Linked DNA regions of Mus musculus: regions 1 and 3 are each linked to region 2. Evidence: chromatin loops called from intact Hi-C (ENCODE). Cell type or tissue: left cerebral cortex. All regions are shown on one strand. Region 1 holds the start of Gpr12 (G-protein coupled receptor 12). Region 2 has its middle 45 kb from the start of Gm34333. Region 3 has its middle 12 kb from the start of Gpr12.

The links. A loop is a pair of places that touch in the nucleus more often than their neighbours do. Peaks named below come from ENCODE experiments on the same cell type or tissue, not always from the same donor. Only the 100,000 strongest peaks of a DNase experiment are listed, where the experiment ranks them.
Region 1: a loop joins it to region 2, with 3 times the contacts of the local background. A loop is called at or near these places in 5 of 42 quality-filtered maps.
Region 3: a loop joins it to region 2, with 2.9 times the contacts of the local background. A loop is called at or near these places in 5 of 42 quality-filtered maps.

Annotation. Positions count from the first base shown.
Region 1 is chr5:146,582,394-146,590,393 of GRCm38, reverse strand. Gpr12 (G-protein coupled receptor 12) reads left to right here and starts at 5,155. Exons shown (of 2, transcript NM_001359056.1): 1 at 5,155-5,649; 2 at 6,269-8,000. The coding sequence starts at 6,284. The coding sequence ends at 7,288. It overlaps Gm34333 (a long non-coding RNA gene), which reads left to right. Exons shown (of 4, transcript XR_377206.1): 2 at 659-1,011; 3 at 2,375-2,517; 4 at 3,352-3,778. In left cerebral cortex, a CTCF peak has its summit at 3,831 (motif pointing right); DNase peaks (open chromatin) are centred at 5,532, 5,776, 6,634, 6,928 and 2 more places; H3K4me3 peaks cover 3,234 bases; H3K27ac peaks cover 2,498 bases.
Region 2 is chr5:146,641,321-146,649,320 of GRCm38, reverse strand. No RefSeq gene overlaps it. Among named protein-coding and RNA genes, the nearest start is that of Gm34333, 45 kb to the right of the region's middle. In left cerebral cortex, no CTCF peak of the experiment used is centred here; DNase peaks (open chromatin) are centred at 4,641, 6,587, 7,180, 7,598 and 1 more place; H3K27ac peaks cover 1,226 bases.
Region 3 is chr5:146,569,349-146,577,348 of GRCm38, reverse strand. It overlaps the pseudogene Gm8494. Among named protein-coding and RNA genes, the nearest start is that of Gpr12, 12 kb to the left of the region's middle. In left cerebral cortex, CTCF peaks have their summits at 513 (motif pointing left) and 4,467 (motif pointing right); DNase peaks (open chromatin) are centred at 3,097, 4,954 and 5,320; H3K27ac peaks cover 432 bases.

The DNA.
Region 1 (8,000 bases), 59 kb after region 2:
AGGCTTTGGGTCTCAGAACCCACATGGCAGCTCACAAGCCGCCTATAAACCCTGTTCCAAGTGGGCTCTGGTGTTCTCTTCTTGGTGGCATCTTCTGCGGGCATCAGGCATGTATCACACGGTGTACAGACATACATACAGGCAAGACATGAGTGTAAATAAAATAAGTATATTTTAAAATTCGTTTTCAGTGTGAAGTGACCGTAGATACCTCTAGACACGGGCTGGCTTAAATGAAGATATTCAGCAAAAGGGCATTTTGGGGAATCCACAACAGTATCTCCTTTTCTGGGCTATTACTGTTATGGAGAGTAAACTGTAGCAGAGTGTGAACCCCACCTTTCTTGGTATGGTGATGTTACACGATCAGAGTACACTCAGGTATGTGTAAACCTCATACGTGGGTAGGGGACACACATGTGAAATCATCCAGTATTAAACTGGGCCATCCCTCTTGCCACACAAGGCACAGACCAATCTCCCAACCTTGAGCTGCCCAGGTAGCATCACCCAGACACAAAACCATGGTCCTTGGCCCCCTCCCTTCACCACTGGCAAGAGCACAGCTGGAGCTCTTCCTGGCTGCACTTTGCATTGCTGGAGGAATTGAATAGAGGGCTTTGCTACCTCACCTCTCTCTTCCTGCTTCATCCACCAGCACTTCAAACCAGGATGGGAAGTGTCACAGGACATGCTACCTCACGCTTTGGCTGGAATGGATGGAGTAACATTGGCTTCTGCAGTCCCCAACATAAGCCAAGCATCACAGCATCCAGGGGAGACTTCGTTTCCTTCAGTCAAGCTGCCCCGATGGCAGAAGAAAGACAGCCAACACAAACGTACCAATTCCAGAAGGAAGCACTCACAGTAACCGCCTCCCTCAAACCACAGAGTGTTATTAAACTCGGGTCACAAGGAAAGAGAGCGATGGCAGACACGTTCAGTGTCTTAAGCCCACTCAGCAGTGGAAGCAGCGTCAGCCCATGCTGCAAAGACTTTTAACTCCTTGTTGTAGGTACCAGGCCTCACAGGAGGGCTCCTGATTGATTCATGATGTAAGATTCAATATCACACTGGTTAAAGTGGGGATAGGACCATCGTCACGTGACACAGGAATTTGGGGGGTAGCCTGTAACCAGACTGGACGTTCTTAAACTTGCCAGTGTTATAAAGCAAATGGTCAAAAAGCTAGGTAACGCAGAGGCGATAAGTGTCACACACAGAAGGTGCCATCGACTGTGTCTCACAATGTGTGGAGAGTAAATGAAGAAGACGGCTTTGTAGACAGCTCTTTCATGACCCTTATTACTGAAGGCTGTGCTAGACTCCCAAATCTGCCCATCCATCTCAAGTTATAGAAGGCACCTATACTTTCCAACCTCCGTCCTTCTCTGGGAAAGTTCCTGTTTGGGGAAGCTTGAATATAACTTCATATTAGTTGCCCTTTTATCCTTATAACAAGATACCTGAGATAATCAAGTTACCAAGAAAGAAGATGTACTTGGGGTTGCAGTTTTGGAAGCTCAGCACATGTTTACTTGGCTCCATTGATTTGAGCCCGAGGTGGGGTTAGCACATTAAGGTGGATGTGTGAGGCAGAACAATGACAGATGAAGGACCCTAATGGCTGAGCATCTCCCACAAGGCCCTCCCTCCTGCAGGCTACACCCCCTCCCAAGTGTCACCATCAGAACCAAGCCTTCTCTCTGTCTCTGTCTCTCGGTCTCTCTCTATATATATCTCTGTCTCTGTCTCTCTCTCCATAGCTCTTAAGTATGGTGGTTTGAAGGAGGATGGCCCCCATAATAAGTTCAGATGCTTGCATACTTGGTCCCCTCCCCATCCTGTTGGTTGGAACTGTCTGGGAAGGATTTGGAGGTGTGGACTTGTTGGAGAAGTATGACACTAGATGTGGGCTTTGAGGTTTCAAATGACCCTCACCAGCCCTGTGCTCTCTGCCTCCAACTAGCTGGTTTTTTTTTTTTTTTTTTTTTGAGATTTGTGAGCTGTCCCTGCTGCCCTGCCTTTGCTCTGCCATCCTGGTCTCTAAGCATCTGGAACTGTACCCCTAATTAAATGCATTCCTTTCTAAGTGGCTGTGGTCACGGTATTTTGTTGCAGTAATAGAAACCTTAACTGATGGTGATCTTGAACCCCTGATCCTCCTGCCAACATTTCCTGGGTGCTGGAATATCAGTACACCCCATCCTTCACAGCTTAACACATTTATCCTTGGAGGAATGTCCATGATTCTAACTATAGCAGACATTCATCTCAGGACTCTATACATGTGGACCTGGGCAACACACACGCACACACACACACACACACACACACAGACACAATGATTCACTCATGGAATTCTTCTCTTCAGGCTAGGAAGATGGCTTCAGGGTAAGGTGCAAACTCATGGCTGCCTAGAGCAACTTGACTCCAATACAAGGAAGAACCATCCTGAGGAGGAAAAAAATGAGATGCTGGCAAGCAGAGAAGCAAAGACAAGCAGAGATAAATCAGGTAGGAACTAACTGCCCATTGCCTGGCAAATGCTTCTTGCAGCTTTTACTTCTTTCCCATGGGTTAGTCTAGATCTGTCTCAGCCAGACAGTAAAAGGCATTAATCTAGTTTGAACTAGATTTCTGCTTTGTGGTAACAAAAGTCTTAAGCACACCAATAAATACGGAATTTGAAATAAAGTTAAGTTACAACAGTCATTCAAGGAGCAAGAAGTCCTCTTTTCTTTGTCTTAAACTGTAGTACATATAATATTTAGAGTATATTTAAATATATTAAATATATGCAAATTTAGAAAAGTTAAATATAAGCGAAGAGGAAGGATTGAGTGGTAATGCACAGAAGTTATGAAAGGGGATGTGAAGAAAATTATGTTTCTAGTTCTAATTCTGTGTGGAGTTTTTGTCTAGTGATGGATAAGTGTATAAGACATATTCACATGTGAATGCCAAATGCCACAGCTTCCATATTATAACTGTATAGATGTTCTCTATGGTGTATGACTTTGGGGCTGGTTAATTTTGGGGTGTGTGTGTGTGTGTGTATTTTAAAAATTGGGAAGTTTTTTTTAATGATAAAGGTTTTTTAGGGGGATAGGCAAATTGGGGTACAGCTGCTGCCAGCCACCTGGAGTCACTGAGTTGTCTTATATACAGGAGGCTGGAGGTTCAAGAGGTTTCTATTGTTGTAACAAAATACCATGACCACAGCAACTTCTAGAAGAAAGACTTTAATTAGGGTTATAGTTCCAGATGTTGGAGTCCATGCTCAGGCACCTCAAACGGTCTCAGTGCTAGGTGTGCGCCTATGTAATTCCTTCTTTCCACTCCTTTCAGGTTTCAACACAGGACCACACACGTCTCAGCACACTGCTGCCTTCGCCCAGCCCTGCCCACTCACTTCTTTCTCCTTATTTCCCAACCATGCCACAGAGAGTGAACTCCAGGCTTAAGGAACAGCTTAGGGGCAGGGCACACTACCATCAATGTAAGACTGGATTCAGGTTCCACCCTTAGCTCTGGGGAAAACTTGGACAAACTCCATGGCTGAGTAAATTAAGCCAGTAAGGTCCAAGTGCATGCTGTTGCCATTGGCTTGAAGGGCATCCAGCTTGTCCTGTGAATTTGCTTTTCCAGAACTGTACAACCAATGAGAGGCTCCTAAAATTTAACCAGTTGGTTTGAGCTGTCTTTTGTTAAACTGCTTTTGTGTATATGAAACCATTGACCGCTTTTTTTTTAAACAACCTGTTTATTTTATGTATATTAAGTGTTTGCTTGTATTGTGTGTACCTTGTGCATGTAATGCTCCAGGAGGCCAGAAGAGGGCGTCGTATTCCCTGGAACTGGAGTTGCAGATGGTTGTGAGTCACCTTATACGCGCCTGGAACTGAACCCAGGTCCACTGCAAGAGCAGTCAGAGCATGTAACCACTGAGCCACCTCTCCAGCCCCACATTGCTCATTTCCCATTGCTCTGTTCTAAAAATGCTTCCGCTTATTACAAAGAAATGAAAAGAGACAGGAGCATCCCTTCACAGCAGTACCTGCTACCTGGGATAATGTTGATTTTTGTCTTACCACTGGTCCAGGGTGTGTCTGTGAGTGCTAAGATAATGTCTTCGTGAATTTGTTCACGCAGGCTTTCAAACGGTCCTTGACGCAAGTGATGTCTCCTTTCCATACACACGACTATTAAACTCCATAGAACCTCGTTTCTTAAAGTGTGACCCGCAGGTCGGCATCACCAGCATCTTGGGACTGACGCCGGGACCCCAACCCCAGAACTGCTGGTTTCTAAGTCAAGTTTCAGAAGTGTTGCCGCAGGGAATACAGGACTCAGAAAGAGTCCTGGAGCCTTTTGGGGGACATGAGAAGACTCAGCAGAAAACTCAACAGCTCCACGTGTCCCAAAGCAGAATGTCCAGGGAGAGAGTTCAGAAGCAGTGTGAGAGCTCAGGTTGGGCGGAACGGATCTGCTGCATTATGGCAAGGTCACACCGGGTTTAGTGTGTTGCCTTAGTGAGAAAGGGGGAAGGGGCGGCTAGAGGAAGGTTGTAACCAGGGAGGTGAAGGGAGGGTTTTGGTACCAGGAGCATGACACGGTAGAGACAGCTGCTGATGGATGCGCGCGGGGCTGGGGCTGGGGTGGGGGAACATGGGGTAAAAAGAGATCTAAGACTTGGAGCCTGGTAGGCTGGAGTAGGAATTTCAGTGAGACACAGGGGAGGCAGATGCATCTGATGATAACCCCATATGAAGGGTCCTCAGGATCCTTTGCCTTGCACAACATTGAGGTCACACGGAAATAGGACTTTTCTCCTCCCACCTTTAGGCTGGAGAGCGTGATTAAATTTAAGATCTGATCCGGTTCCAGGATGAGAGACACAGGCTAGTCCTTTTCCGGCAGGCAACCTTCAGGATCTTAACCCTAGACTCCGCGGATGAGGTACAGGAAACAATAAATTAATAAGTGTCACTTGGGTACTTAAATGAATTGGGTTTGGGCCAGTGCCTGAAGGAAGCTTTTGCAAGAATGCCCTAAATGATTTCCACTCGCGAACGGCTCCGAGAGTGCCTAATAAGTGCAGCTGGGCGATCTAAGTAGCAGCAGCTCCTATCCAGTTAAGCGAACGTCCCCAAGGGAACAATAATTTGCAGACCGGCCAACTGCAATCTAAGAGAGGGAGTCGCTTGCTGTTGTAAGTCTCCTCCGCCAGCCCTAACCTGCTTACCCCGCATTCCTCCTGTTCATCCCGAAAACCCGGCCGTTTACAATTCTTTAGGGGAAAGCATAAGAAGCCGAGCCCCAGGGTCAAGGGCGCCTCGGGGAAGCCACAGGATCAAAGTAGGTCGCCAGACTCTCCGGCCGTTCGAGTGGGTCTTCGCATGACTGTTGCAGGCGGGCGTCCACGGTGGCGGGCTCCCGCCCCTCACGCAGCTGCGACCTGCGGGGGCGCGCGCAGCCTCGTGGGGTTCCCGCGGATGCGCGCCCGGCGGGGAGCGCGGAGGGCGGAGAGCCGGGCGCGAGCACCGCAGCTCACCTGCCGCGGGCGCCACCACGGACGTGCCACGCGGGTGGCCCGAGCTATTCGGCAGCACTGAAGGAGCCACCCCTCGGCCAGGGCGTGCCAAGGTGACCCCCGGTAACCCCCTGCCCCGCAGGCTGCGCGTCCCCGCTGCTAGGGGAGCGGTGCCAAATGCATGCATATCTTTCTCTCTGTCTGTCTGGGCACCTCTGTGGTACACACCTACCTTTTTTGTAGCCCTTGCACTCTGAGCGGTGCACATGGGAGAGACTGGGACCCCACCCCTTTGTTTGAGTCTGGAGGTGTGTTTGGGGGTGTGCTCGCGCGTGAGGTATGTTTGGGAAGGGTGGGAGTTTGGGGCCCTTAAAATATTCCACCCTCCTGCAGACTTGTGGCTGCTGGGCGGTGCTCTCTCAGCAGCCCAGATGTCAAACAGTTGTTGGTTTTCGGCATGGGAGATGCAATTAGCCAATGTCGGTTTTCAGCGTTTTGGCAAGTGTGCGAGTGTGCATGTGCCGCCTCGGGAGTCCTGATCCGTGTTTCCCTCAGAGACAAACAGCATTTCGGTTGCAGACTTTAGCTTTTGTTTTTAATTCCTGAAGCTCGTGGCATTTTGACACTGATAGCTGAGCCCAGGGTTGTCTGTCTTTCTCTGTGTGTTTTGCATGATCTTGGATTGGCACCCTACTGTACCCAAACATTAAAAAGCCTGTCTTTCCGTTGAAGAGGACAGGGGTTAAAATGAACGAAGACCCGAAGGTCAATTTAAGCGGGCTGCCTCGGGACTGTATAGATGCCGGTGCTCCAGAGAACATCTCAGCCGCTGTCCCCTCCCAGGGCTCTGTTGCGGAGTCAGAACCCGAGCTCGTTGTCAACCCCTGGGACATTGTCTTGTGCAGCTCAGGAACCCTCATCTGCTGTGAAAATGCCGTTGTGGTCCTTATCATCTTCCACAGCCCCAGCCTGCGAGCCCCCATGTTCCTACTGATAGGCAGCCTGGCTCTTGCAGACCTGCTGGCTGGCCTGGGACTCATCATCAATTTTGTTTTTGCGTACCTGCTTCAGTCAGAAGCCACCAAGCTGGTCACCATCGGACTCATTGTCGCCTCTTTCTCTGCCTCTGTCTGCAGTTTGCTGGCTATTACTGTGGACCGCTACCTCTCGCTATATTACGCCCTGACGTACCACTCCGAGAGGACCGTCACCTTTACCTATGTCATGCTAGTGATGCTCTGGGGAACCTCCATCTGCCTGGGGCTGCTGCCCGTCATGGGCTGGAACTGCTTGAGGGACGAGTCCACCTGCAGCGTGGTCAGACCTCTCACTAAGAACAACGCTGCCATCCTCTCCATCTCCTTCCTCTTCATGTTTGCTCTGATGCTTCAGCTCTACATCCAGATTTGTAAGATTGTGATGAGGCACGCCCATCAGATAGCCCTGCAGCACCACTTCCTGGCTACATCGCACTATGTGACTACCCGGAAAGGGGTCTCGACCCTGGCTCTCATCCTAGGGACCTTTGCTGCCTGCTGGATGCCTTTCACCCTCTATTCCTTGATCGCCGATTACACCTACCCTTCGATCTATACCTATGCCACCCTCCTGCCCGCCACCTACAATTCCATCATCAACCCTGTCATTTACGCTTTCAGAAACCAAGAGATCCAGAAAGCCCTCTGCCTCATTTGCTGTGGGTGCATCCCTTCCTCGCTGTCTCAGAGAGCTCGGTCTCCCAGCGATGTGTAGCAGCCTTCTCCTCATAGGACGCTGCCTCTACCAAGCGCTCCCACCTCCCAGGGCGGCCAGTGATTTCCTTCCTTAAATTCTTTGCACTGGATCTCACAAGCAGAAGCAATGACATCTTTTAGACACGTATTGACAGTGGAAATCATCTTACCAGTGTTTTTTAAAAAAAAAACAAAACAAAACTCGACTTCTCGGCTCAGCATTCTGTTGTTTGGTTTGGGAGTTAGGATTTGTTTGTTTGTTTGCTTGTTTGTTTGTTTGGAGGGTGTAATGGGACCTCATGTGGCCATGAAATTATACAAAAGTCTCGGGATTTTTTAACCTAGGCTTGAAAATAAATCAAAGTTTTAAAGGAAACTGGAGAAGGAAATACTTTTTCTGAAGGAAATACTTTTTTTTTTTTAATCAAGGTAGATCTTCCATTCTGTATGTATCTAACAGGATAGGAGCTTTGCCATATAACCAAAATAGTTTATATAATTACATTTGGAAGGGCTTGTGTTTATTTCTAGGAATTCAGTAATAAGTGACCAGTAACAGAGGCGCGAACTCCTTTCTTTCCTTTCAGCAGTAGTGACTGCTCTTAAGAATCACTTTGCAGTTTCTCTGTGTTACAGTTTGGTATGCATGGTTACCTGTGGTAGTCAGATCACTAATTGCAATATTGCCATGTTAAACCCAGAATTAAAAGAGTCATTTTTTCTTCAATACA
Region 2 (8,000 bases):
TAAAGAAATCCATAGCTGTCAGAATTCTGCGCTGACAAGCCCAGGCAAACACACCATCCTCGCTTCTGTAACTGGGGTGAGGCAGCTGTGCTGTGGAGAGTCGGGAGGAGAAGAGGGTTTCCTCAGGCTGATGTCACAGTCCAGAACTTAGGGAAGCAAAGAATGGCCTTTCCTGGGATGTCAAAAGGTCAGCAAAAGACCCAGAGAGCCCTATCCATGGGCTGTCCCAGCTGGGCATAGTCGAGTGGAGAACGAACCTCCAGTTACATAAATGGGTGCCGTGTGGCCCCTGAGCTCAGCTTTGCCTCTACACAAAGGCAAATCTCCCTCCATCAGGACTTGGCTCTGCACGATGTTCTCAGAATTCTGTGCTCACATGGCTCCAGCATACTCCAAAACCAAGGGAAGAAAAGAAAAAGCTAAAAGGGGTACTTTTTGCCACCCATCCATCTTTCCCCCTTTGTTCTACAGTGATGAATCAGCCATGACAAATGTCACACAGTGTGTCCCCTGGGAGAGGAGAATCCTGTGCCCTTATTCTGTGCAAATGAAGTCATTGTGAGTCACACTTCAAACCATCCCTCAGTTAAGTTTTATCCTCTCCCCAGAATGGTGCAATAGAAGAAAAGTCTCTACTTTGGAAGGACCCCATCCTTAAGGCTATCAAATGGCCCCAGGGACTAGGACACTCACACCGGGATAATTCTTACTGCTGGCCACATACTGCTCATCCTGTCACAATTCCATCAGCGACACACCTCCTTTGTTAAGGAATGTCACTGCCTCACCTCATGCAGTAACCATGGCTGATGTGCAGAGTTTATTTGCTACATGCTAGTTTATTCCATGTACTTAGAGGTAGGTCATTGGAGAGGTGCTTAGTAACTTATGCAAATGAGCATACTTAATTATGTCAAAACGTGATGATGTCTATTTTTTTCCAAATTTCCCCCAAATCAGTATCTTGTAAGCTATTCATCATAGGGATCCATCAGTTTACCAATGTGAAAACACCTACAGTGTGCTAAGAGTTTATTTAATTTTATGGGTGTGAATGCACTGTGGACACATATGTCTGTGCACATATGTCTGTATGCCTCTTGTTTCAGCCTCTCCATGGCCACACTCTGAGGCCATGGTGAAAGAATACCTCTGCTGGATCTTTACGTGGAGCTCCAAAGCTGTGCTCATTAGCAAGTGCATTACAGCTGGATTGCTGATAGCAATTACGAGGGGGGAAAACAATAATTAAGCAAACAGAGCCATGGAAGATGAGATACGGTATGCACGGTGTTCACGGGGTGGGGGTGGGGGTGGGGGAGGGGAGGGGAGGTTTCCATGGTAAGTTTGAAATAAGAAACCCAAATTCTCCCGTTAAAAATGTCCCTGCACTCAAGGGCAACCGCAGATGACACAGGGCAAAAGAAAATAGGAGTTGCAGGAATCGAGCTCCGCTGCCCGGGATCCTCTGGGTCTAGAGCAGAGGTTAATTATTAAATGTTCTTATTACCAGGCTTTAGCGCTCTCTAAAGCTCAGGCATAGAACTTCCCCACCAGGTGGCTGCTGGTTTATTCCACAAAGCCAGAAAAAAAAAAAAAAAAAAAAAGAGCCAGGACTGAATAGAATTTTATTTTTGGGTATAAAAAAATTTAGATACAAAGAAATTGGCATTCTTTTTTTTGTTGTTGTTGTTAGTAATCTTTATTTCAAAATAGAAAATTATATATACATATATAATGATATAGATATAGAGATATTGAGATATATAATGACAACCTTAAGCAAATTAAGATCTATAAAATGCCATGGTTTGCTTTGAAAATTTTATTTGCAAAATTTCTTCTTTTTCTAGAACTTCTTTTCCTCTGCATTTGCTGTTTTTCAGCCATGGGAATTGACATTCTTGGATACTCTCCTGGATACTGGACCTTCCCCCACCTCTGCTCTGTTTGCCTAATCCCTGCCAATCTTGGTTTCCTCTGGCATAGCCCGAGTGCAGATACTGGGGGATTTAGGAGAGAGCCAAGGATGCCACCTTTGAAGTCCTTCTCATTGAAGCAGATGGGATAATCTATTCAAAAGAAGGAGAGACCTGATACCGGGCACCAGGGTCTAATGCAAATGCTAACAGTTCAGAGCACAGAGCAGGCAGGCTGGCAGCACCTGCTCTGACTACAGAGAGTAGCAGGCAGAGAACTTGTGTGTTGGTCTTGTCCCTGTTGGGAGAAGAGGAGCATTCAGTAGTGTCTTAGTTAGGGTTTTACTGCTGTGAACAGACACCATGAACAAGGCAAGTCTTATAAAAACAGCATTTAATTGGGGCTGGCTTGCAGGCTCAGAGATTCAGTCCATTATTATCAAAGTGGGAACACGGCAGCATCCAGGCAGGCATGGTGCAGGAGGAGCTGAGAGTTCTACACCTTCATGTGAAGACTGCCAGCAGAATACTGACTCCCAGACAGTTAGGATGAGGGTCTTAAATCCCACATCCACAGTGACACACCTACTCCAACAAGGCCACACTTCTCAACAGTGCCACTCCCTAGGCCAAGCATATACAAACCATCACAAGTAGAGAAAATGAAGAAAGTATAGCTATTGAGGTACAAGAGAAACCAGAAAAAGAATAAACAAAAGGAGTGGGGTTGCTGTTCATGGAGGCAGGGAAGGAACACTCGCATCAGTGGTGGGACTAGGTAAAGGAAGGAGAAGGGACAAGAATAGGTCGTTAGCTTCAGATGTGGTGGCCATCCACAGGGACTTTACATGAAGTGAGGAGTGGGCCAAAGCCTGAAAGGAAAGGTGGGGTAAAGTAAAGAGGAAAGAAACACTCTAAATCAGAACTGAAGGATGGGGTGGATAGAGTTTGGGGCAAATGTACCTGAAGATCCAGATGTTAAAGGTCCAGATGTTAGATACAGTTGGAAGATGGTAGAACCTTTAAGGGGTGGGGCCTAGTGAGCAGATTGTGAGGCTCCACCCCCTTTCGCTTTCTCTCTTTTTTATTGGGCAGAAAGTGAGTAGTTCCACCATCTTGCCTCCCCTCCAGATCAAGGACTAGAGCCTAAAACAGTGGATCAGGACAACCCTCAGGAGTGTATTATACCAATGGCAAGCTGGCTGATCCAGGACAGCATTGGCTTAGGGAGGGCTTCTAAAGGACGAGAGACGCTAGAACATTTATGAGGTGGGGAATGATCCAGAGCTAGGAAAAACCTCAATGCAGACAGAACGGAGTTGACGGAGCAAAAGCCTTGAACCAGTGAGAGCAGATGGTGTTCACAACAGAGGTGGAAGTGGTTTTAATGGGTGTGCAGGGGAAAGAAGGGGGGGAGGGGGCGCAGGTCAGCCTAGCTTTAGTCTCTTTTCTTTTGCCCTCCATAGATAGGAGGAAGATCTTCCTTGGCCTTGAACTCTATTCTCTTAACCCCACCTCCCAAGTGCTGGGAGAATTTCAGGCACACACTGTCACATCCTGCTTCTTTTCGTATCGACTTAACTTCTTGGGAAAATGAGAATGGGATCAAGTCCCTCAGCTTGCTGGGAGCGTATTCTTGTGGACCTAGCACCCAGGAGGTGGAGGCAGGAGGGCAGATGGTCATGGTCATCCTCTGCTACCTTGAAAGTTTGAGGCCAACCCAGGAGGAAGAGGAGGAAGAGGAGGAGGAGGAGGAGGACAGGAGGAGGAGGACAGGAAGAGGAGGAGGAGAGGAGGAAGAAGAGGAGGAGAAGGGGAGAAAGAGGAGGAGGAGGACAGGAGGAGGAGGGCAGGAGGAAGAGGAGGGCAGGAGGGGGAGGAGGAGGAGGAGGGGGAGGACAGGAGGAGGAGGGGAGGAGAGAGAGAGAGAGAGAGAGAGAGAGAGAGAGAGAGAGAGAGAGAGAAGGGAAACCCCTCAACTAACTGAAAGCAAAGAGTTAGTGGGGAGAAAGTTTCTGAAGAGAAATTTAGTATCCCAGAGATAAGAGTGACTAAATTTTCATTGAGTTATTTAAAATTGATGTGGTAAAATGGCAAGAGAAACCCAACATGCTACCACAGGAACCCAGCAACCCAGCTTATGAAACATAAGAGAGGTAAAATCCAATTTGTTATGGGTGGCATGCAAGCTGATAGTTCTAAGACAGAGAAGACAAAAAATAAAACAAAAAACAATAAAACAAAACAACAACAAAAAAAGCCACCCAAGACGTAGTATCAACCCGGAGACTACCTGTGCCTGTCACATCCACCACACATGCTGCCCAGATGCACTGCAAACGGTGCAAATGTGCTTGTTCAAGTTGACACTCCTGCTCATTCCTCCCCATGGAGGGTCCCATCTTTGTCAGGTTCTGTTGGTTAGCTAGGACCCCAAAATTTATTCTAGGGAGTGTCTCCTCCTTCCTTCTCCTTCACCCTCTGTCTCTCTGGTCCCCCATGCTGATATGCTCCAATGTTCTCACATCAGATGTTTTCCTCTTTCACCACATCACACCTCATAACCTGGTTTCTCCTCTGCTAGAGGGTTTGGATTCAGGGTAGTCTGTAGTCTGTGCTCAGCCCTAGAGCGCTATTTCAGGACCGCGGACAGCACCAGCGCTTGCTAATAGCTGTGTCTTGCTCAAATTCAGCCCACATTACTATGTGTAGGGCAGTGTGAGATGCTCAAATAGCAACCAGACCTCATCTTCAGTGGGACTCACAGCAGAGAGTGGCACAGGCTACTCTATAGAGAGCTGTGGTGTATATATAGGACACTGGTGGGAGTCTTAGGAGAGAAGAACACAGAATTAGTCTTGAGTAGTAGCTGGTATGGAAGAAAACATCATAGAATAAGGGGTGTGGAACCTGGAACCTTGAAGGCACTTGGAAGACAGTGCGTGCAGGTATCAGAAACAGCAGCAGCAGCAGCAGCAACAGCAGCAGCATTTACAGTGATGCGAGGGCCTGGCTCACTTAGAGTGAAGTATATGGGGTGTAAGGAAAAGAAGTTTCCAAAGGAGAGCATGTGTGGACATAGGCTTTTTTTAAAATTTATTTTTATTTATATGAGTACACTGTGGCTGTCTTCACACACACCAGAAGAGGGAATCGGATCCCATTACAGAGGGTTGTGAGCCACCATGTGGTTGCTGGGAATTGAACTCAGGACCTTTGGAAGAGCAGTCAGTGCTCTTAACCATTGAGCCATCTCTCCAGCCCCAGCTATAGGCTTGGGAAAGGATGAGGAGAACATGAGTTTAGGAATGAATATATCTCTAGCTTGAGGTGAGCTAACAGAACAGTGACATTTGAACATTTCTTTGGTACACAGGATAGTTTTAAATGACCTCAGGGCATGGGGAGGTAGTAAGAATAGAGAAATTTCAGTCAGAGTTTTAGTGTGTCAAATGTGGCCTCTAATTCAATTTAACAAATTGGGCTGGAGAGATGGCTCAGCAGTTAAAAGCACTGGCTGCTCTTGCAGGTTTGATTCCCAGCACCCACATGGTGGCTCACAATCATCTGTGACTCCAAGGGGACCTGATGTCCTCTTCTGCCCTCTGAGGGCACCAGGCACACACATACATGCAGGTAAACCCTCATACATATATAATATAAAAAATCTTTAAATTAAAATGGAATAACATTAAACTTTCAGTTTGCAAGCCATGCTAGGTCCACTTCAAAGGGCTGATAGGGATGGATTTATACAGCCTGGATCCATAAAGCTAATTCAAGTAGCCGCTATGTGGGCTGGGAGAAACCTTAGCAAGTAGAAAGCAGAGAGAAGACATTATTGGTCTTTACCAAATAAGGTTTTGTAGATTAAATGACTTTATGCTTGCTAGTTTTCCTAGATGGCCTTCCTGATCCTTGCCTTGTTGTGGCCACAACTCCACACCCTGATGATCCTCCCATAGTGGCACACACATGAAACTTGTCCCCAACTCTATGTTCCTATCAGTAGTCAGGTATCATCGGTTGGAGGAGTCTGGAGTGTAGAGCTGTCCCTTGCAGAAAGTGAGACCACAGATTCTATAGCACATTGGATAGCCCAAGCCAGGCTTGGGGAGCTGGGTGAATATATTTACTAACGGATCCCTTCCATATGCACAGAGCTCATTTGAACCAAAGTCCCTGCTCTCAAGGAGCCTGTAACCCAGAATGAGACACGGTAGGGTCTGATGGTGGGGCTTTATCGTCATGCTGTGCAGGTGGATGGTGGCCACTTCTCTTTGGCCCCTCGCTTGCTGCAGACCTGTGGAAATCAGTTCAGGATGCACAGGGAGTGGGGAGGTACTGCTGAGTGAAGATTGCCTTCAACTGAAGATATCTCTTCCACGAAAGTCGGTCTGGACCATGCTGAGCCTGCAAGTGTTTCATCTTAGGAAGTAGGACCCCTGCCTCAGACTAGCAAAGCTCTTGCCATCAGCTGACCCCTCCTGCTCATGGAAAGTTGACTGATGGTTGACATTCAGTAGGGAGTGAAATTCACTCACTTTATACGGATGAGAAGTAGGACAGGCGCTAGGGAAACCGGGAAACCACAAGCCCTTCCTGCCAACATCCTTAGAATTCTAGCACTGACTAGTCGGAGACACTTAAAATAGTGTCTGACCCAGCATTCTTATTTGAAAATGAAACCAAAACTGGGGGCTGGACAGATGTCTCAGTGGTTAGAGCACTGGCTGCTCTTGCAGAGGACCCGGGTTTGATTGCCACCACCTACACACACAGTGGATCACAATCATCTATAAATCCAGTTCCAGGGGGATCTAATACTTTTTTCTGACCCTGGTGGGCACCAGACATGCATTTGGTGCTCATATATACTCGGGCAGAACACTCATATACATATTAAGAAAAACATGAAGAAAACCAAAACCTCAGCATAATAAGGAGTGTATCCATAGTGACACAACTTATATGTGACAAAGGCAGGATCCAAATCCAGTTCCTTGTCCCAGCTCAAGACTTTTGTCACCATCTAAAGCCAACTTCTCAGAGAAAATGTTGGAAATTTGTCTTTTGCTCTGAACAAAAGCCTGGTAGGCCGGATAAACTCTACAGTTACGTGCAGCAAAAATATAAGCCATTTACTTGATCAATATTCATTGGCAGCATCCTGTGCCTGTCACTGGGCTCGCCTTGGCTGTATGCTCAGCCCAGGAGCTTTGGCTCCTGTGCTCAGCATTTTGCAGACAGCCTGAATAGTGGCCGAGAGGCAGGCAGCAGGCCAAAGCAACCCTGGGATGTGAGTGAAGAGGAGGAGCGCTTCCCTTCAGAAATCTTGCCTGTGGTGTAGGTGTGGTTGACTGGGTCCTTGGGATGCTGAGAATACAAAGAGGATTGTATACAGGCCTGTCTTGATCAATCACACAATGCGGAGATGCTGTTATTAAGGAACCAGAACCCCCCAAAAGGTGAGTGAAAAATATTTTCAGTGATTTGAACTGAGGCTCAGGACACGAATTGGGCATGACGATGTGAAGTTGCCCCATGGGTGGGCAACTCCTAAGAAGATGTAGCCGGGTGGGAGCAGGGACGCAGTGTGAACAGGAAATGCCGGTGGATAATCTGGAAGCTCATGGTTGCTGAGAAGCCAAGGAGAGCAGAGACAAGAAGTGGGAAGTCACGTGCCAGACAAAAGCGTCAGGAGTTCTGCTGGACGCAGGCAGAGGCAAGGATGTAAACCACGCAGCACACTGCAGTAAGCAAGGGCAGCTGTGAAGGATGCCAGGACCATCCTGTGTCTCAGATTAAACGCCCAGCAGGCAGAACCTGAGCCTGGCAGCTGTCTTCCCGACAGGCTGCCTGGGGGGAAACTGTCATCTGGGAATTACCTGGGCAAGTCTTCTTCACAGACTGAGGAAGGTCTGCTTACTCAGCAAGGTCCCAGAGCAGATGTGGAGGAGACACGCTCTGGCATCGGGATCCCGAGGACCTTTGAGTTGTACTCAAAGTACACGTGTCAGGCCCTGGGTTTTATGCTTGATACACAGTTCCTCAGAACACAGCTATGACAGTACTAGGCTA
Region 3 (8,000 bases), 72 kb after region 2:
AAACTGAGACTGTGAACTCTCCTTCAACGTGTAGCAGTATTTTCAAGCTTGGGTTTTTCTCATTGCATTAGAATTCTGTTTTGTCTGGCCCTAGCGTCTGGAGGTAGAGACGCTTCCTAATCCTAGGAGTTATAGTCACTTTTTTTTTTTTTTTTTTTTTTTTTTTGGTTTTTCGAGACAGGGTTTCTCTGTATAGCCCTGGTTGTCCTGGAACTCACTTTGTAGACCAGGCTGGCCTCGAACTCAGAAATCCGCCTGCCTCTGCCTCCCAAGTGCTGTGATTAAAGGCGTGTGCCACCACTGCCCGGCTATAGTCACATTTTTATCTTGAAAAGAAATGTTGAGGTTGGCTGGGGAAATAGCTTAGTGGTTAAAAACATATACTGCTCTTCCAGAGGAACTGAGTTCTTTCCCAGAGCCTATGTCAGTTGGCTCACAAGCACCTGAAACTCCAGCTCCCTGCGATTGGGTGCTCTCTTCTGGCCACTGTGGGCACTGCACTCATGTGCACATATCCACACAGACCTCACACATACACATAATTAAAAATCTTTGGAAAAAATAGTTGTTGAACATTATTGCTTTCTCCTTCAAGGAAAATCACCCACAAATTACCTAAATCATTTATTTTTTTATTTAATTGTATCCATTTCTGGTTATTTTCCCAATATTTATTCTTCCTTTGAACATTTCCTGGCATCACTCACTAACAGAATACTTCATGGCCAGAGAGAACCATGAGTTACTTAGTGTTGTGCTGAACAGTGGCTCTTTGAGGGTGGCCCATGACTACCACCACCATCACCACAATCACTACCACCATCACCATCACCATCACCATCACCATCACCATTTTATTGGGACATACTCCAGTGATACTACAGACTGACCCCAGACTTACTGCTTAAAACTCAGAGGGTGGAGCCCTATGACCCATGGTTAGCACCCCATGCATTTCTGATGTGCACTAGTTTAAGGACTGAATTCCAGTGTCATATGAGGTTGCTGGTGACATTAACATCTCTGTACTCCAGGGAACCTCTGCGGTCATTCTGCCACATCGGTGCCAAGCAGCCCTTGGAAATGAATGTGATATGATATCAGCTTGTAGATTTTATCAGCTTGTAGATTTCTTTCTTTCTTTTTTTTTTTTTTAAACCAAAAAAAAAAAATTTTTTTTTTTTTCATTTAAAAAAGTTTTAGGTCACATAAAACAAGGCAACATTTACTCCTTCTTCTCGTCTTCTGGCACTGGGTCTGTGGGCGGCTCCTCCACTGTGGCGCTGTTGCTCTCTGAGCCCGTGTTACTGTCACTGGTCCCTTCCACCTCCATGCTGTCAACCCCCTCCTGCCCACTCTCCTTGTCCTCAGGAGTAGACGTGCCTTCTTCACCATTCTGCTGGCTCTCTGCTGTGTCTTCAAGGTGTGTCTCCTCTGTCTCCATCGGGATGCTCTCCTCATCCTTCTTCTCCTCGGCTTTGTTCGCCACTTGCTCTTCCTCAGGGGCGATGCTGCTCTGACCGCGCTCAGCCTGCTCTGCTGCCTCCTTCTCCCTCTCCTCCTGCCTCTTGCGGGCCTGTTCCTCCGCCTGTGCGATCTCAGCTGCAATCTTCTCCATGTCTACTTCCACCTTCAGACCACATAACCTTTTAAGTTCATTGTTAAAGGAGTCCGTGCTTTCCAGGAATTTCCTCTTCTTTTCCTGGTGTCGTTCCTCTATCTGAAGGAGCTCGGCTTCTAGTTTCCGCTGATGAACCATTAAAGACTGAACCTGTCGCTTGAGGACCTGCATTCTAGCTGTTGTGACAACCGACCGCACATCAGGTACCACACTCTCACTGAGGATCTCACTGATGAGACGGTGGTTTCTCTGGAAACGGGCAGTGCCTGTGTGCTTCATTGAAAAGCCATTATCATAGTCGTCTGGATCCTCAGCAGGCTGAATGCTCATGTAAGGTTCTCCTTTCTCCATGCGAGACTGTCTCTGTCGACTTTCTTCCTCTAATGCAGCTTCCGCACGACTTTTTGCATTAATATAGGCAAGGTACACAGGGGAATTATGGTAGGCCTTCATAGACTCATTGTACTCTATCTTTTCTGCTTCGTATTCGTTTAAGTATTCTTGCTTCTCTTCATCAGTGAGATCTCGCCACATGCCACCAATAATCTTGCCAATCTCCCACAACTTTAGGTCAGGGTTGGAAGCCTTTACTTGGTCCTAGACCTTTCTGCTGTACCTCATGTAGGGCATCAGCGGCTTATCTGGTGGCTTTGGAGGCTTTGGAATCGTAATGCCAGAGGACGCCGTGACCCGGCTGTTGGTGCCCGGGTTCCCTCCCAGCCTGTAGTTGTTGTAGGCGAGATGACTGTATGGATTGTATCCCACAAACCCTGGTGTGCTGGGCATTTGTGTTGCAGGAGCTGGGGTGGGAGGTGGGGCATAAGATGGTCTCTTTGACATTTTGGAAGATTAAGTTCTCAGTTCCTTAAGAATGAATCTGAGACACCGCGGGCCGCTTCGCTTCCCTTTGTCAGCTTGTAGATTTCTGCTCACACTCAGTCATATCCAGGGACCGTACTGCTATCCTTGAGCTGGGGCTGCCTTTGGAGAGACCCCTCGTCCTTCTATATCTGTCTTTGGTCCTTATCTGTGATGGGAGAGCATATCAATCCGTACCTCCTGGAGTTGCTGAAATGATTCCCTGAGATCTGGGCATCTCACTCAAGGATGAATGGGAGCAATATTAGTAATTGACAAGCCTTGCGGGGAGGGGGGTGGAATGACAGTTGCAATGCACATCACTGCACATTTACCATGGAAAGCAACATCCCAGCAGAAATGTGTAATTCAGGTGCTTCTGGACTTAGAACAGGGATATGACTGATTAAAAAGGGGGAGTGGATATACTGGACCCACCTGACCTATCACCTGTCTGTACTGTGCGCATCAAACATTTATCACGTCTTGTCTCACCTAAGATTGAGATGGGTTCATGAAGTCATGCTCAGTTTAGCAAACCGGAACTCGCCAGCTCAGAGAGGAAAATGCCAGTTGGGCAGGAGGCAAAGCAACAGCAGTGGGTTTAAGTCCTGGGCTCCAAGCCCATCTCTGGGATGGCTTCACATCTTAGAATGCACATCTGAGCTGCTCACGTTAGGAGAGCCGGGAGGAAGCCCAATTGGCTACAGATGAAGTGTGTCTATGTGTGTGCACATGTGTTTGAATATGTGTGGGCATGCATGTGTGTCTGTGTGTCTGTGTATATGTATATATGTATATAAGTAAGTCTGTGCATAGGCATGTTACATGTATATCTGCATATATATATATGCATGTATGTGTAAACATGTGTGCATGCACGTGATTCTGTGTATGTGTATATATGTGCATATGTGTATGTGGGTGTGTCTGCATATGCATATGTACATGTATGCCTCATATGTATTATGAATGTATGTTTGTTCATGCATCCATGTGTGCACATGTGTGTGTACTCTCACTTACCTTTGGTAATGAAAAACTATTGAGGATGTGTAAAATAGAGATTACTTTTCGTGCAAGAAAAAAATGAAATATGATTAGAAGGATAGTATCAGATTCCAGAATGTAGGCAGCACACACTCAGCTCTTCCAAACTTGCATTTTTATGTTTTATTTTTCAAAAGAGATCATTTAATAATTAGTGATTTTTTTCATGACATGTTCGTGAATATTTTGGATCTATAACTTTAGCTAGAAAATGCTTAGTCTAGAGTGGTCAAAACGAGATGACTCAATTGAAAAGTTGATCAGGGGCTGGAGAGATGGCTCAGCAGTTAACAGCACTGGCTGCCCTTCCAGAAGTCCTGAGTTCTGTTCCCAGCACCCACATGGCAGCTCACAATTTTCTGTAACTGCAGTTCCAGGGGATCTGGCACCCTTGTACAGACATACATGCAGGCAAAACACTAATGCACATAAATAAAATCTTAAAATGAAAAAAAAAAAGCTTGGCCAGCTGTAGTTTCTGCTTATTGATCACCTAGGAAACAGAAGGGCTTTCTGATGAAACTTGCCTGCGTACACCTTACTGCTGTAGCTACTGAGCATCTGAAGGCCAATTGGAACAGTTGAGGAACGTCACCTTTATTTGTACTTAATTTTAACCCACTTACGTTTAAAAACCACACCAGGCTGCAAGCTGCTGCACTGGGAAGAACATATCTAGGTATAAACGAAATATTTCTTTTTTTTTTTTTCCGGTTTTTTGAAACAGGGTTTCTCTGTATAGCCCTGGCTGTCCTGGAACTCACTTTGTAGACCAGGCTACCTCGAACTCATAAATCCGCCTGCCTCTGCCTCCCAAGTGCTGGGATTAAAGGCATGTGCCACCACGCCCGGCTATGAAATATTTCATGGAGACATCTCTAAGAGATTTTTAAAAATGGTTTTATGTATTTGAGTGGTTTATCTGTAATGTATATCTGTGTACCATGTGCAAGCAGTGCCCACAAAGGCCAGAAGGAGGCATCATATCTTCTGGAACTGGAATTTCAGATGATTGTGAGCCACCATGTGGGTACTGGGGACAGTCTCTTCCTTGAGAAGAACAGCCAGTGTTGTTATTATCTGAACCATCTCTCTAAGCCCCAGGAGATTATTTTTTACAGTAAACCCAGCAATATTATTTTTTGGAAGCCTGGTTTCTGCCTGTTGGTCTCCCTTATCACTCTACCAGCTTGAAGTTAGATACTCCATCTGTTTTAAGAAAAATTTAACATTCAGAGATGTCAAATCTATGCAATAGACAAATCTGGAGCAATTGTCACTTTGGAGGATAACTGTAACTCTGGAAGTTTCACCGTAGCCCTTTAAAAATAATAGCTTTTGCCTCCCAGTCTTCCTTTAAATCGAATTAATTTGTAGAAAGTAAAATGAGCCACAACCATTCCTGGAGCCATTCCTGGTGATAATTCTGGGCTGAGGGCCAGGGCCACTTGTTCCTGCTTCAGGGTAGGCATCCATCTTTGTGCTCATAAGCTGTGCCCAGAGCTGCTTATTCCGATATGTTGGATGCAGAATTGGACTGGGCTCAAGCTGGCTCCCTGGGGAGACTCCAGGGTCCCTTATCCCCTGTCAATCAACCTCTGAGACAACTCTATTCCCAGATTTAAAGTCTTCATTGTGGCTCTTTAAATCCAAGCAGGCTTCTGGCAATGTTGACTGCAAACATGCCTATTACGTGTTGATGGAGACCCTAAGTGGATTCAACCCCAACCTGTGCCAGGTGTCAGAGGCAGCTTTTCATTTAGTATCCGATTCCAGGAAAGAGCAGTGGCCAAGGACTCGTGAGGGTCACATGACAGGGAGTCTGTAGAACAGGGAGGGAGGGATGTGTGGGAGGCTAGAATTAGAAGCAGTGCTGTTAGCCCAGAACCATTTGTATCCTGGGATTGGTGGCTAAGGTGGCCCCAGACCAGGAGGGCCTAAGAAAAAGTGGGAAGAGTTTGGGGCAAGGACTCTCCTATTATGTGCAAGATGCTGGGTTCAGTCTCTCAAAACAAGAAAAAGGCAAAAAACCAGACCTTTGGTTTAACAGCAGAAAGAAAGCATCATTAAAACTGGGAACACTGCCAGAAGGTGGTGGCACACACCTTTAACTGCAGCGTTTGAGAAGCAGAGATAGGCAGATCTTTGTGAGTTCAAGGCAAGCTGGTCTACAGAGTGAGTTCCAGGACAGCTCAGGCTACAAAGAGAAAGCCTTTGGCAAAAAAAACAAACAAACAAGCAAACAATGAAAACAATAAAAAAATAAAGAAGAAGCCTTAAGAAGGCAGTGTGCACTTTTGTTACATTGTTACAAGAACCTGATTAGAATTGTTTTGTATAAGCAATTGTAAATATTTTAATTTATTATTTGATTTGTATTATGTATTATTACATTTGTGTGTTTCTGTGTATGTGTGTGTGAGTGTGTGCATGTGTGTGTGTCTGTGTATGTGTGTGTGTGTGTGTGTGTGTGTGTGTGTGTGTGTGTGTCTGTGTGTACACGCACACCCATCACAGCACACTGGTTAAGGTTAGGAACTGGCTGTCTCCTTTCATCCCCTGAGCTCTTCAGATAACAGGGTCGTCATGTTTCCAGAAAGCTGCTTTCCCCACTCACCAGCTCAAACACTTGCATTTTACAGGTTCCTTCTTAGTTGATTTAGTTTCCTGTTTCTTTCCTAAACCAGGAGGATTTTGAGCCAAGCTAGATAGGTCCTCTAGCTCCAAGCAGCAACCCCAGCTCCAGAAATCAATTTACATGAATGGAAATTTGTGCAAAGATTTATGGGACCCATGCCACAGGTGAAGCAGCAAATGAATAATATTTTCTTGTACTCCAGAAAATGAATTCTGATTTTCCCCTCTGAGAATTGATCTCGGTTTAAGAATATTTCCACTTTCCACCCAAAACTTATTCTTTCTACAAGAAATGCAGGGATTGGGGGATGGAGGGAATGGCCAATCATTAACCATCTCAACTTGAGACCCATCCCATGGACAAGCCCTAATCCCTGACACTTAGTGATTCTCTGTTATGCTTGCAGGCAGGAGTCTAGCATGGCTATCCTCTGAGAGGCTCCAGCCACCAACCAAGTCACACAGATGTAGGCACCCACAGCCAAACAGTGGATGGAGTTTGGAAACTCTAATGGAAGAATAAGAGGAAGGAAGGCAGCCCCTAAGCAGATAGAAAATTCACAGGAAGACCAACAGAACCAACTAACCTGCACCCTTGGGTCTCTCAGAGGCTGAACCACAAACCGAAGAACATACACAGACCGGACATAGCCGTCCCTGCTCGTATGTAGCTGATGTGCGCTTGGTCTTCATGTGGGTCCCAAACAAATGGAAAGGGAGCTATCTGAAAGGCTGTTGCCTGTACGTGGGATATGTTCTATCTGGGCTGCCTTGTCTGGCCTCAGTGGGAGAGGAAGTGCCTAGCCTCTCAGAGACCCAGAGGGCCCCCACCATCTCAGAGGAGAAGGGAAGGGAAAAGGATTGTGGGAAGGGGTGACCAGGAGGGCAGCAGTGAGCAGGATGTAAAGTGAATAATTAAAAAACATCCTCCAGCCAGTGAGATTTCTCAGCTGGTCAGGGTACTTGTTGCTAAACCTGACAGGCAGTCTGAGTTTGATCCCTGGAACGCTCATGATGGAAGAAGAGAGCTGACTCCTGCAAGTTCTTCTCTGATCTCCACACCTGCCCTATAGCAGGGTGTCTGCCCACTCTAGATCCCTGCCTCTGCTTCCTGAACGCTGGGATTAAAGGCATGTGCCACCACGCTCACCCAGACTGCTTCTCTTTTTTAATTTCCAGGAGCTGTTAAGCAAAATTCTCTGTTTTAATTTGAAATAAATTATTTGAGGGTCTGGAGAGAAAGGGCTCAGCTGTTTAGAATATTTGCTGTTCTACCTGAGAGTCTGAGTTTGGTTTCCAGCATCCGCGCTGGACAGCTCAAAACTGTCTGTAACCTTCTCCTGGATTCCTTCGGCACCTGGACACGTGTGGCAGAAATACAGAGGTATTTCTGGAGTTAACTGTGTCTCTCTTTTATTCAGAACTGGGGTGAGTCCATGAGGTTTAACGCCCCCCACAAGCAGAAGCAGGTGCCTGCCCGTGACTCTGGGAGGGAGGTCACCATCCCCACAGTTCATGTGGGCATCATTTGATTTCGGTAGAAGCAGGGCTTAGATGGGTTGGAGGAGGACTTATCAAAAGATCAAACGTCAACTCAAGTCACACTTCTCTGTGCATAGGGGTTTGATGTCCGGCAAATCTGTGTCTTCTGAGACTCTTTCCAGGAACTTCTGCTGTCATGACCTGCTCTCCTACCTCGAGGACAGGGACACTAGAACCTTCAACTCTCAAGGGATCTGCAGGTTATGAAATCTGCCAATCCAAAGGCTGAGGGTGGCATCAAATAACCTATGAGGCCTATAGCAGAGTGTCCCTACCCTTGCTGCTGCCCAGC